2 separate regions of the Homo sapiens genome follow, and region 1 is linked to region 2. Evidence: read pairs that join two places in POLR2A ChIA-PET (ENCODE). Cell type or tissue: MCF 10A. All regions are shown on one strand. Each heading gives the region's core, and the rest is flanking DNA. Links, peaks and the distances in the headings are about the cores only.

Region 1 (5,000 bases), core at 1-5,000, 590 kb after region 2:
TTAAATGTAATTGAAGGATAGTTTGTGATATACACAAATAACGTGAGTTCCAGTGTGGGGAAAAGATAACCAGAAGTAAATCAATGTGAGAGAATTTCAGTTAGGGACCCTCAATGCTAGGGACTGGATCACTGTACCCTCTATACCCTTTTAATTTTCCAATGGAGAACTTGGTCTAACAGAATAGAGCACAAGTTTTGAGTCACAGTGACCCGAATTTGATTCCTGGTGCTGCTAGTTATGGCTGTGTTCAGGCAAATCTCCTGCGGTGTCAGACTCAGGGAGCTCATCTGTAAATGGGACAAAAATGGGGCCAGCATGACTGAAATATGTGGGCGAGGAGCTGAGCACTGTGCCCGGCACATACTAACTACTCCTCATACCACCACCCCACGCTGCGGCAGTGGCCTGGCAACTAGGCTGAGTGAATGAGGTGCCAACTACAGCATCCTCTGTCTTCTGTAATGCCCGTCATCCTGGGCCTCCTCCAAAGCCTGTGCTGAAGGAGGGCCCAGGCCACCACTTTCCCCTCAGTAGGGGACACCCAGGCAGCCAAGTCAGTGCAGTGACTTTTAAGTCCACGTGACTTAAAAGGCAGTAATGTGCAAAATGTTGCCTAAACTCGTTTGTGGTTGTTTTAGGCTTGTCTGTACAGAGATTTATTTCCCCCCTTTGTCCAACCATTTATGTTTTATAACTCACTCATTTCTGCCCAAACAACTCTCTCCCTCAACATGATCTCGGCAGACTTCCACATATGTGAGCTACGTGAAAGCCAGCCAAATATGCTCCCACATTCTGAATATATGTAGGATGAGTGTAGAAGGCATCTCTTTCAAAGAATACTTAGCATTTTCAGGATAATTTTTATACCAAAGAGTTCATATCTCTGAAGAAACATTATCTGTATATAGAATAAATACCATTTCAATGTAAACCAGATGAATAAATTGAGCTACAGATATATTCTACTCATTGACTGAAGTCACCCAAAAGACCTCATACCCCAAGAAAACAATCAAGGAAGGCAAAGGGGGGGTGGAAATAATTTTTATTGTGCCCTTTCCTTGGGCCTGTTTCTTTGTCAGACTCTTCACATATCTTTCTTCATTTTTTTTCAAGTCATATTTGAAATATTTTGATATTGGCAAATACTACTTCTCTTACCACCCCCCCCACATTGATATTTGAACATATCTAAATTTTTCAAATCATATATCTAATGAGTTTGATATTCAGAGTATATAAAAACTCATACAACTCAATAATAAAAAGACAAATAACCTAATTTAAAAATGAGCAAAACTTTTGGATGGATGTTTCTCCTAAGAAGATACACAAATGGCCAACAAACACATGAAAAGATGCTCAGCATCGTCAGTAATTTATCCCATTTAATAAGTACAACAGTGTTACATAGGTTTTAATGTTATTTTCTTACAACCAAGAAAACGATCAAAATAAGAAGGATATTGGTTTAATTCAGATTTAATTTAGTGACTGTCAATATTTTTATTTTATTTTATCATTTAAGAAATGATGAAGTTTTTATTCCAATCCAAAATGACGTTTTAGTTTATCTATGTGTGTGCTTTTAACATCAAAGATTCTCATAGTTAGAGCTGGGTGTGGTGGCTCACACCTGTAATCTCAGCACTTTGGGAGGCCGAGGTAGGTGGATCACCTGAGGTCAGGAGTTCGAGACCAGCCTGGCCAACATGGCGAAACCCCGTCACTACTAAAAATATAAAAAATTAGCCAGGCATGGCGGGTGCCTGTAATCCCAGCTACTTGGGAGGCTGAGGCAGGAGAATCGCTTGAGCCTGGGAGGCGGAGGTTGCAGTGAGCCGAAATCGTACCATTGCACTCCAGCCTGGGCGACAGAGTGAGACTCTGTCTTAAAAAAAAAAAAAAGAGAGAGATTTTCATTGTTGAATAAAATGTATATGTTGGAATTCAGCAAATTTGAACAATTCATTTAAAGTTTTAATTCATAGTTCTATTGGATTGCAAGTTACTTAAAAATAATTACATTTCTTCATTAAAATGAACTGTAATCTATCATCTAATCCAGACTTCTACCCACAGAAATTTCCTCCACACTATTCTTGAAATGTGGCATCCAGGCACTGCTTGATGGCTTCTGGTGACCAGGAGCCTGTCACTAGAAGAGATAACCCAGAGGATATTCTATTAGTTTATTGGCTGGCCTTAGTCCTGTTCTACAGATCTAAACAGATGCAGTGACTTCCTTTTTCCACATATGTTAAAACTGAAAGTGAGAATTCTTGCCCTTATTTTAGTGACGGTATTAGCTGAAAAAGTGACAATGTTCTAACATACCTCACAGCATCACCTGTCTAATTTGAGAACGCTACACAGGAGAGGCCTGGGGCAAGAAGGGAGGAAAACATTTTGAGGTTGAGAGGTCAGGAAAGCAACAAAGAGGAATTCTATGAGCTGAATCTTTATGTCTGTGACTTTTTCTTTTTATTGATTTCAAAAAGATCATTTTATTCCTTTTTGGTTTTTTTTTCCACTTTCCTGGTCTTCTTTTCATTATTGTACTGAATTAGAATTAGAATTTCCAATGGGAAACAGCTATTTGCCCACAGTGGAACTGGTGCCTAGGGCAGGAGGGGAGTGGTCTAAGAATACAACCAGTAGGCCTGCCTGGCAAGGAACACGGAGACAATGAGATTCCTGGACTCCTTGTTAACGTTAAGAAAGAACAGCATCTGAAAAAGAGGCCAATTCTCTAAACTGGCAGCAGAAACTATCCTCAGAGAAATTCCTCCCAGTACAGTAAGAATTAAAACTCTAACTGAGAAAACTAGCAAAAGCAACAGTAATCCTCAGGGGGAAGCCAGATCGGAGCCACAAATCAAAGAGCAATATTAGAAAATGCTGCAAAAATGAGAAAGAAACATAGCGGGACAGCAGGAGGGAGCCGGGGGACCGTGCGTTTTCCTTTTTGTTGGACACATAAGCCTGGGGTGTGTTCTTTGAAAACTTCCCAAGAGATCAAAACAAGAAATTACTGCCTGCAGAACAATTGGTTGGGAAGACGAGGAGAGAGCTGAGATGAACAGCAAGGTCTCTTAGAACTGGGTCTGAGCTTTAACCCCTCCCCAGCCTGCATCTGACAGCATTTTCCTCCTCCTGCAGCCGCAGGCTGCCAATGCAGTTGCCGCACGTGCCTGAGGAGGGCGCCCTCCCCTGCTCTGCTAGATGCCGCCCTTGTCCTTGGACAGTCGGCTGGGAGCGGAGAAGTAGTGGCCCTAAACAGTCAGGAGCCCAGCACTGTATACAACAAAGAATGCTTATTTATTTATTTATTTATTTACTTATTTATTTATTTATTTATTGTTTTAAACTTAAAAAATTGTATGTAATGTGTACAAGGTGATTTTTGATATACACATACTTAGTGAAAGTGATTACTGTGATCAAGAATGCTTTTTTCAAATGAACATAAATTGGCATTTTAACCACAATCTTACATCTCTTCCTATTCAACTTCTCCTGACATTCTTACCCACTAATTTAGTGGTGCAAGAGGGGCATTGATATTTTTAGAATCCAACGAAAGGACGGTTAAGTCAGAAGCACAATTAGTTTGGTGTATTTGTAGTTGTTTAGCTGTCGCTTCAGTAGACAGTGTAGGAAAAGCTTCTAGACATGGCCCCGCCACTCACCACACCAGATCAACTGGCATGACAGAAAGACACAGAGACCGAAGTATGTCACAAAATGAAGGGTTCATTGAGTGCCAGAAAAGAAATATGTATGTAGCCAAGGGGAAACAAGGTTTGATACGTGAGGAGCTGGAAGCTAGTCTAGGGAAATTCTTCTAAGTCTCATGGTTCATACAACAAATAAGCTCGATATATTTTTCCCCAGACTTGAAAGCAATCCCACAAATGTTTGTGGTATTACCAATAACAATTTGTGCAGCTAAAATAAACTTTTTTTATGTGATGAAAAACTAAGAAAAAATAACTTGGATCGACTTGCTATAAGCAACATTGGATTGTTTTTCTGTTCTCTTTATAGATAATTGTGCTACAAAATTGATGCCATACAAATGGACAAAGAATTTGCAGCCAAAAATGTACAAAAAAGGTATGATAGAGATATGTCAGTTTGTTAATTAATCAAAATACTATGTTCTTTTTCTGGATTTTATAATGTTTATGAAATGTTTTGTGTTTTAGTAATTTGTATTGTGTTTGGAATTTTACCATTAACATTCCAACTAATTTTATATTTAGGGATTATGTATTCTTTTTTCTTCAAGAGTGCACTCCAAATTGTTAAGCTTCTGGCTCTACAAATCCTGCATCTGCCTTTGCTTCTTTCATTGCACTTAATATATTGTGTCATCTTTTACTTGATTACACATCTCTGTTGCCTCCCGGGTGTCAAGGATGCAAATCTAATTATTTCTATCTAATATCCCCAGCACCTAACGTAGTAAAAGCTAGCAGTTGTTCAATATATTGTTGTTCACTGAAGTCTAATTGATGGCTATTGCAAAGAAAGTGGAGACTGGTGATGCTATGCCTCAGATAGAAACCCTAAGGCAACATCAAGACCTGAAGTGGTATTTTTCCTCCCCAAAGACCCAGACACTTCTGAGACCCCATTTCGACTTTGCAATATTGAAAGGCAGGAACAGAAGCATATTTGGCAGTCATGAATGGGGAAAAGGCCACCACAGAGCCTCTGCAAACCTGGACATCCGTGTGCCTCCACAGGAAAGAGATGCCCAAGAAAGAAGTTTCCCTGTAGGTAGAGGACTGGGTTGGAGAAGGTGTGGACCCTCCTAGTTGCCAGCTGTTTTCGAGCCTTGGGAATCTGGCCCAATGTTTGTGTTTGGGTCATATTTGATGCCTCCCAGAACACCTAAGTGAGGTTTGCACTATGTGTTCAGAGATAATAAGCAGCATCCTTCTCAGCATCACTGGAGGCAGAGTGGGAGAGCTGGAGACTCACAA
Region 2 (8,513 bases), core at 1,843-6,842:
AAAAACTACTGTATGTTGCAGATTGCAAATTTACTTAGCCAGATGTGTATAGTTTTTTTTATGTTGTCAACAAATAATCTAGTTTTTCTCTAACTTATAAGTTCTTCAAAGTTTAAAACAGTTTGACTTGATTAAATTGTTAGGTAATACATTCAAATATTTTAGGAAAAAAAGCGCGGTCTTTTTTATTTTTTTATTTTTTTATTTTGAGAAGGAGTCGTTTGCTCTGTCACCCAGGCTGGAGTGCAGTGGTGCGATCTTGGCTCACTACAACCTCCGACTCCTGGGTTCAAGCAATTCTTCTGTCTCAGCCTCCCAAGTAGCTGGGACTACAGGTGCATGCCACCATGCCCAGCTAATTTTTGTTTCTTTAGTAGAGATGGGGTTTCACCATACTGGTCAGGCTGGTCTGGAACTCCTGACCTTAGGTCATCCACCCATCTTGGCCTTCCAAAGTGCTGGGGTTACAGGTGTGAGCCACTGTGCCCGGCCCAAGCGCAGTCTTTTTATCTCCACTCTCTTCCCCTCCCCTCTCTTCTCCAAGGTGGCATCTGTATCCCGGGGTGAAGGAAGGAGAGGGACTCTTGGATGGGCATTTGAGGTGGCAGCTTCCAAGAGTCCCTCATGGTGAGTAGGAGTGGCCCTCCGGCCTTGGGGGTCCGTGCCCTTCATCTGACACAATCCCTTACATTGCGGCCCTTATCAGCACGTCTCTGCTTCCTCTTTCCGTAATTCCCTGGCTGGGAGGGGTGGGCTTTCCCTTCCTTTTTCAGTTGCATCTCTCCCTTGTAGAAAAGGACTTAGACTCTGGTCTCCCAGCCCTGGTCCTTGATGCATCACATAGATTCTAAAGACACTTAGCAAATCCTTTCTGGTTTTTGCAATGTCTGACCTTCTAGCCTACTGTCTTCTTAAAGAGGTCATGGTCTAGCTGTCTTCTGCCCTGGAGCAATACGCCACATTCCAGGAAATAGGAGGTTGCATGTGGAAAAAGAGGAGGTGGGGTTAAAATGCCTTGATTTAATATTGGCAAAATATTATCCCTGTAGCTGTGTTTTGGAAATGAGTGCAAACCTGGCCGTCTAAATGGCCACGTTAACTTGGGTAACTGCCATATGTAAATAACATGCAGAAGTGGAAAGATGGACCAGATGGTTAATAACAGATGTGGTGATTGAGTGCTGGAGGAATTAATGGTGAATAATGACTAGAATGCTAACTGATAGTATTTCTAACACCAGGAGTGACAGACAGTGAACAAACTTGGTAATAATTAGAAAAGAAAGAACAACAAGAGGGTATGTCAAAGTTTGTGTTAACTGAAGTTCCCATATGGATCCAAGATTGCGGCAGTGATGATTTCTGCAACACGAGGACCATCTGTTTCCTCATAGCAGCATCATTTAACAGTGAAAGGACAGGGCCTCAGCCTTAAATTCGGGGAAAACAAGTAGCTAGAACCAATGAGAAGGGAAATGTTGATGTTAATATATGAGTTTATTTTCTGTTATTCAGATAGACTCGTACTCCAACTTCTCTACTCTCTTTATTCATACAACTCTGGTACCTTCTTCCCTCTTTTCCTTTCCCTCCCTGTTTCTTTTCCTTCCTTCTTTTTTCCCTTTCTGCCTCTTTCCCTTCTTCTTCTTTTATTTTTTTTTTTTTGAGCTGGAGTCTCACTCTGTCACCCAGGCTGGAGTGCAGTGGCATGATCTCAGCTCACTGCTACCTCTGCCTCCTGGGTTCAAGTGATTCTTGTGCCTCAGCCTCCCGAGTAGCTGGGACTAGAGGCATGTGCCACCAGGCGTAGCTAATTTTTGTATTTTTAGTAGAGACAGGGTTTCGCCACGTGGGCCAGACTGGTTTCGAACCCCTGACCTCAGGTGATCTGCCCACCTCAGCCTCCCAAAGTGTTGGGATTACAGGTGTGAGCCGCCACACCTTGCCTCTCTCTTCCTCCTCCTCCTTCTTCTTCTTCTTCTTCTTCGTCTTTAAAAAAATCTGTCTTCTTCTGTCATTCAGTTACAAACCCACTGACTGCTCCAGCCCCACCAATCACTTTTCCTTTGGAATTCTTATTCCAGGCAGCCAGCACAATACAAGTTAGCATTTGACTTAATAGTGCTATATTCTGTCTTGTTAACAAAATTATTTCTTGTATATTAGAGCCATCTTCTCAATGGGATTATATATGCTCCCATGGAAGAGAATCTAGACATTTGCTGCTCTGTACTTACTGTCCTTCATTAGTGAATGTTAGCTTTATGACAGACTAATAATTATGAGAAAAACAGTAATAGTTATTTTATCAATAGTGTGGTCTGAATAGTCGAGTGTAGAGATTTGCTTTTGGTTTTGTTTAATGCCTGTTTGAAGAGCTTCCTGATGAAATGGGATGTGCTTGGCATTGTGCTTGGAGTTGTCATTGTCATTCTCATCATCCTCATCCTCATCCTCATCACCATGTCACAATAAACACTGCTTCCAGTTAATATTCACCCCTTCTTATGTGCCAATTATGTTATTTAATTCTCAAAATAGTCTTAATGACATACTCTGAAGGTAAAACCAAACTGTGTTTTTTCCTACCCTCACACAACAGCACTCAGCTCTGGTCACCAAAATGTGTGTGGGAATTTCTCCCTACCAATAACCAATTCTCTAATTTAATTCCGACGCCATCTACCTGGAGACAGCGTCATGTCCCACAGGTTATAGGCTCATTCCCACAAGACTGACCCCACTTCAGATGCCAACCACAAGTCCCGAGTTGTAATCTGTGCTTCTGACTCAATGACTGTAAATGGAGGGTTCCCAGCACCCCCACCTTGGGTTTGATTAATTTGCTAGAGTGGCTCACAGAACTCAGGGAAACACTTACTTACATTTACTCATTTATCATAAAATATACTACAAAGGATACAGATGAACAGCTGGATTCTAAAGACACTTTAGCAAATCCTTAGATTTGCAAGGTAAATCTAAGGATTTGTAGGGTGAGGTAAGAGGGAAGGGGCGCAGAGCTTCCATTCCCTCTCCAGGCACAGCACCCTCCAGGAACCTCTGTGAGTTCAGCAACTGGAAAGCCCTCTGACCCTGTCCTTTCCCATTTTTATGGAGGCTTCATTATGCTGGCATGACTGATGACATCATTGGCCATTGGTGATCAATCTCTAGCCCCTGTCTCCTCCTCAGAGGTTGGAGAGTGGGGTGAATGCCCCAATCCTCCACTCATGGTTTGGTCTTTTTGGTGATCAGTCCCCATCCTGAAGCTTTCTAGGGGCCCCCAGATGTCATTCATCTTATTAGCATACAAAAGGCACTCTTATTACTACAGAAATTTCAAGGGTTTTAGGAGCTGTGTGCCAGGATTGAGGGGCAGGATCAAATTTTTTATTATTATATCACAATATCACACATAGATATCACTTCTCCCATTTTGTAAATGAGAAAACAGGTGTCTAGAGAACTTACTAACTCCATTTATTGTAATTGACTTATTCAACAGTAATAGAGCACCAATTATGTCTCAAAAATATTTTGAAGTTCTACAAATATCTTATTTCATTCTCAAGACAATCTTAAATGAGGTGAGGTTTCATTGTCCTCATTGCACAGATTAGAAAACTAAGAATCCTGGAGAATTTAGTAACTTAACTACTGTTTCATGCAAGTCTGCACACTAAAAGAATGGCGGAATTCAGTGAGTGAACTCGGTTCTGATTGACTTTGTATCCTGATGCTGCCCTAAGATGCTGGCAAGAGTAACCGTACCCCATGCTCCATGCTTACCGCATACGAGAGGGCCTTGTAAATTCCTTGCAAATCAGAAACACACAACACAGATTTGGGAACACATGGACTCCTCTGCCTCCTGGAACTTAGCAGGGGCACAGAGTGACTTGTCTCCTTAAACATCCACTGTGTGACTAATACTGTTCCAGCCCCAGGGAAACATTTCTTCACATCTCTTCCTATTTCCTCAGAATAAAAGACAACTGTGTTGGAAGATTGCCAAGGTTTGTAGCTGTGCCACCGCAGACTTCAGAGATGAACACTGCCTTGGAGACGAGGAGGATTCAAGTTGCAGAAGCATTTAGGTAAAAGAAAAGATAAGCTAATTAAGTTGTCAAAATTTTCCTTGAAGAAAGACTAATTAAATTGCCAGATTCTCTCTCTCAGAACACGTGAAGACTGTAGAGTCTTGCAAAACAGAGTATCATTATCCACTAGTGCTAACATTCATTTTCCTACTTCATTTCACGTTCCAGTTGGAAGTACTCACCAGTTAGGTCCATAGTCACAAACATTGCACTGATGGCTGGGGAACATTTTGCAAAATTGTATGTCTGTAAGTCTAGACACAACACCATGAAGCATGGTACCCACTCATCATGTTGACATTTAGGAGGACAGTGAATGCCAGAATCATGAATAGTTTTATGTTTAGATAACCAATTTAAAAGATTTAAACTTTCAAAAACTTAAAAAGAGCTTTTACAAAATACATTTGATTTTAAAAGTTGATCATAATTATAACTTTACTTTGCCTTTAACTTTGTTGCATAATTTAGACTATTTTTGAAAAAAAACTTTTTGTAAAATTTAAGAAAAATAATTTTAATTTTTCATTGACACCTTTGAAGGAACTTTTAAATTTTGTATTCAAATTTTTTTTTTTTTTGGTTGAGATGGGGTTTCACTCTTGTTGCCCAGGCTGGAGTGCAATGGCGTGATATTGGCTCACCGCAACCTCTGCCTCCTGGGTTCAAGTGATTCTCCTGCCTCAGCCTCCCGAGTAGCTGGGATTACAGGCACGCACCACCACGCCCAGCTAATTTTTGTATTTTTAGTAGAGATGGGGTTTCACCATGTTGGCCAGGGTGATCTCAATCTCCTGACCTCGTGATCTGCCTGCCTCAGCCTCCCAAAGTGCTGGGATTACAGGCGTGAGCCACCGCGCCTGGCCCCATTTTGTTTTTTAATCTCTAATATCATTACTGACAATAGAACACAAATTATGGTTAAACTTTTAACATAATTTATGATTTTAATAAAATGAAGTAAGGGATAAAAACTTTCATGGAATAAACATGTAATAATATATTAATTAACTATTTTTTTATCATCACCCATCCAAACATTACCTACTCATCAGTAGAATACCCAGGAAGGCACAATCACTGCACTCAGCTGTCTTTGGCATCTTGCTAGTTTTAGTAACATAAAAGCCATAAGGTTACACATTTTGAAAGTTTGTTGCAGAGAAAGGTGTATTTGTCAAGAGAGGAGGATAGAATGTACTTGATCAGGCAGTTTGTGAGCTTGATTTATATCTTTTAGATATTTGGACACATGGCATGATGGACCAAATTGTGTGCCCCCCCACTCCGATTCATATGTTGAAGGCTGAATATGGCATGAGGGCTCCCAGCTGTACTTTTGCCTTGAGCCCTGCAAATGAACCTGTTAAGGGCAGCCTTGCTAGAAGCCAAGCTTTTTTACTTTGTTTTAAATTGACACATAATAATTTGTACATATTTATAGGATACAGTGTAATGTTTTGATGCATGTCTATGTTGTACAAGGATCAAATCAGGGTATCTAGTGTATCCATCACCTCAAAAGACTTGTCATTTCTTTGTGGTGAGAACATTAAAAATGTTCTCTTCTAGCTATTTTGATATGCGCGATATATTATTGTTAACTACAGTCACCTTACTGTGGTAGAACACCAGAGCTCTTTTCTCCTATTTAACTTTGTACTGGTTGGGCAACTTCTCCCTTCACTCCATCTTCCCTTCCCCAGCCTCTCGCAACCACTCTTCTACTTTCTGTTTCTATGAGATCCACTTTTACAGATTCCACATATGAGTGAGATCATGGCGTAATTGTCCTTCTGTGCCTGGCTTGTTTAACATCATGTCCTCTAGATTCGATCCATATTGTCTCAAATGACAAGATTTCATTCTTTTTTATGGATGGATAATATTCCATTGTATATATGTACCACATTCTTCTGTAGATGGGCACTTAGGTTGCTTCTAAATCTTGTCTACTGTGAACAGTGCTACAATAAACATGGGAGTGCTGATATCTCTATCATATGGTAGTTCTAGTTCCAATTTTTTTTTTTTTTTTTTTTTTTTGAGATGAAGTCTCGCTGTTATCGCCCAGGCTGGAGTGCAATGGTGTGACCTAGGCTGGCTCACTGCAGCCTCCGCCTCCCAGGTTCGAGCAATTCTTGTGCCTCAGCCTCCTGAGTAGCTGGCACCTGCCACCACACCCTTCTAATTTTTGCATTTTTAGTAGAGATGGCATTTCACCATGTTTGCCAGGCTGGTCTCGAACTCCTGACCTCAGGTGATCTGCCCACCTCGGCCTTCCAAAGTGCTGGGATTACAGGTGTGAGCCACCGCGCCTAGCCCTATTTTTAATATTTGAGGCACCTCCATAGTGTTCTCCATAATGGCTGTACTAATTTACATTCCCATCAACAATGTGTAAGAATTCCCTTTTCTCTTCTAACAGGGGTGAGGTGATATCTCATTATGGCTTTGATTTGCACTTCTCCACCATAGAAGAATTTTGGAAACACAGATATAACTTCCAAATCACACGTGTTACTAGTTAGAAATCCAGGGTTCAAACAGGAGTCTGACTCCTGAGTTTCTGCCTCAAAATGTGTTGCCAAACCTTTGGTAGGTTGTCAGCCTGGTTAAAGTGCATGCCAGGGAAGTTCCCAACCTCTGCATCCTCTGTGTTAGGAAAGACGAGGGTTAGAAAGGGGGATGGGGCAGGACTGAGGGCTTTGCCTGCTCTACCAGTCAGAGGTATTTGGAAAAGAGATGGGAAGCACAAACGGATTTGCTGAGATTCCTTCAGTGGCCTGACTGTTTACAGCAGGACTGTCCAGTAGAGATAGAATGTGAACTGCATATATAATTTTAAATTTTCTGGCCAGGTGCGGTGGCCTTGCCTGTAGTCCTAGCACTTTGGCAGGCCAACGTAGGCTGATTGCTTGAGCCCAGGAGATTGTGACCAGCCTGGGCAAGATGGTGAGACCCCGTCTCTATAAAAAATACAAAAATCAGCTGGGCATGGTGGCACACGCCTATAGTAACAGGTACTCAGGAGGCTGAGGTGAGAGGATCCCTTGAGCCTGGGAGGTGGAGTTTGCAGTGAGCTGAGATTGCATCACTGCACTCCAGCCTGGGTGACAATCTGTTTCAATTTTTTTTTCTTTAGTAGCTACATTAAGAAAATAAAAAGAAACAGGTAAAGTTAATTCTAATAATATATTTTATTTAACCCATCAAGTAATGACTAGAAAATTATTAATGAGGTATTTCATTTTTCATACTTCACGTTAGAAATCTGGGGTGTATTTTACACTTAGAGTACATCTCGATGCCAACCAGCTACCTGTGAGCACTCAAGGGACACATGTGGCGAGCAGCGATCATGTCAGACAGTGCACGTCTAGATGTGCATTTGGACATCTGTGTCTGAGCGGCCTTGGGGGTTTATGACCCTCTGGGGACCAGGATTCCGTCACTAGTTCTCTCTGGCTCCACACCTAGCTGCATGGTTGATTAGTTCTCTTTTTCTGCTGGCATGAAGTCAAGTTCACAAGATGTGTGTGGCCACCCTGAATTTATTTCTCAGAGGATTTACAGATCCTACAAGGTGACACACTTGGTGTGCAGTGCTCCAGCCCCAGCCAAGGAGGCAGTAAAAGTGTATCAAGAAATCCTTGGCCCACAGATTTTTGCCAACAAACATTTCTCTACTTCTCAATGATGACTATGGAATGGTAAAAGTTTGAAGATACCTTAATTTTCACAGTCAGCTGGGTTATCTCAGAGAGATACTTTCCCTAGTGAGTGTTCTTAACACTTTCTTGAGTGGAAGGAAACAATGCTTTTGAAGTGACATTCCACGATGAATTCCTTCTGCTTCTAGAGAGAGTGAACGTTTTCAGTCAAAGAAGGTGCCAGCAATTTGGATTTTGGACTTGACTGCTTGGGAGAAGGGTTCAGAATTTCAACCAGCAACATGCCAAATCCACCTGTGTCTCTCAGTGTTCGCTCACAGCCACTTTCTTTTACACATTTAAATCCTCTCTCCCCACTCTTAAGCATTTCCTGTGGAATAACACTCCCTGAATCCTAGCTTAAAAATAAACATGGTGGTCAACAGCTGGCCTTTGCAATCTGGCAGAATGGAGGTTTTGTTCTGACTGTCACTTAATAGCTGGGTGATCATGGCAAGACATTTCCTCATGGCAAAGAATAGGTGAAAAGGTATTTTCTCATATGTAAGATAAGCATAATTCCTGTATCCTAGGTTTTTGTGAGGATCAAACGAAATAGTGCCCACAATGCACACAATGCACAGTGACTGCGTACATATAGGTAAGCAAATGTCGACTGCTACCGAAGTCTCTTGAGCCCTGGCATCTGCCTGGTTGACCAACCATAGACTGATGCCTAGATCTGATGCTTTGTATA

What was found. ChIA-PET counts read pairs that join two places held together with the same protein. Peaks named below come from ENCODE experiments on the same cell type or tissue, not always from the same donor. Only the 100,000 strongest peaks of a DNase experiment are listed, where the experiment ranks them.
Region 1: POLR2A ChIA-PET joins it to region 2 with 5 read pairs; 2 of 35 experiments call an interaction of 5 or more read pairs at or near these places.

The regions. Positions count from the first base shown.
Region 1 is chr2:122,528,795-122,533,794 of GRCh38, forward strand. No RefSeq gene overlaps it. Among named protein-coding and RNA genes, the nearest start is that of LINC01826, 540 kb to the right of the region's middle. In MCF 10A, for the core only: a CTCF peak has its summit at 3,203; no DNase peak of the experiment used is centred there.
Region 2 is chr2:121,940,348-121,948,860 of GRCh38, forward strand. LOC105373592 (a long non-coding RNA gene) reads left to right here. Exons shown (of 7, transcript XR_001739684.2): 2 at 3,987-4,100. Among named protein-coding and RNA genes, the nearest start is that of LINC01823, 150 kb to the left of the region's middle. In MCF 10A, for the core only: no CTCF peak of the experiment used is centred there; a DNase peak (open chromatin) is centred at 3,954.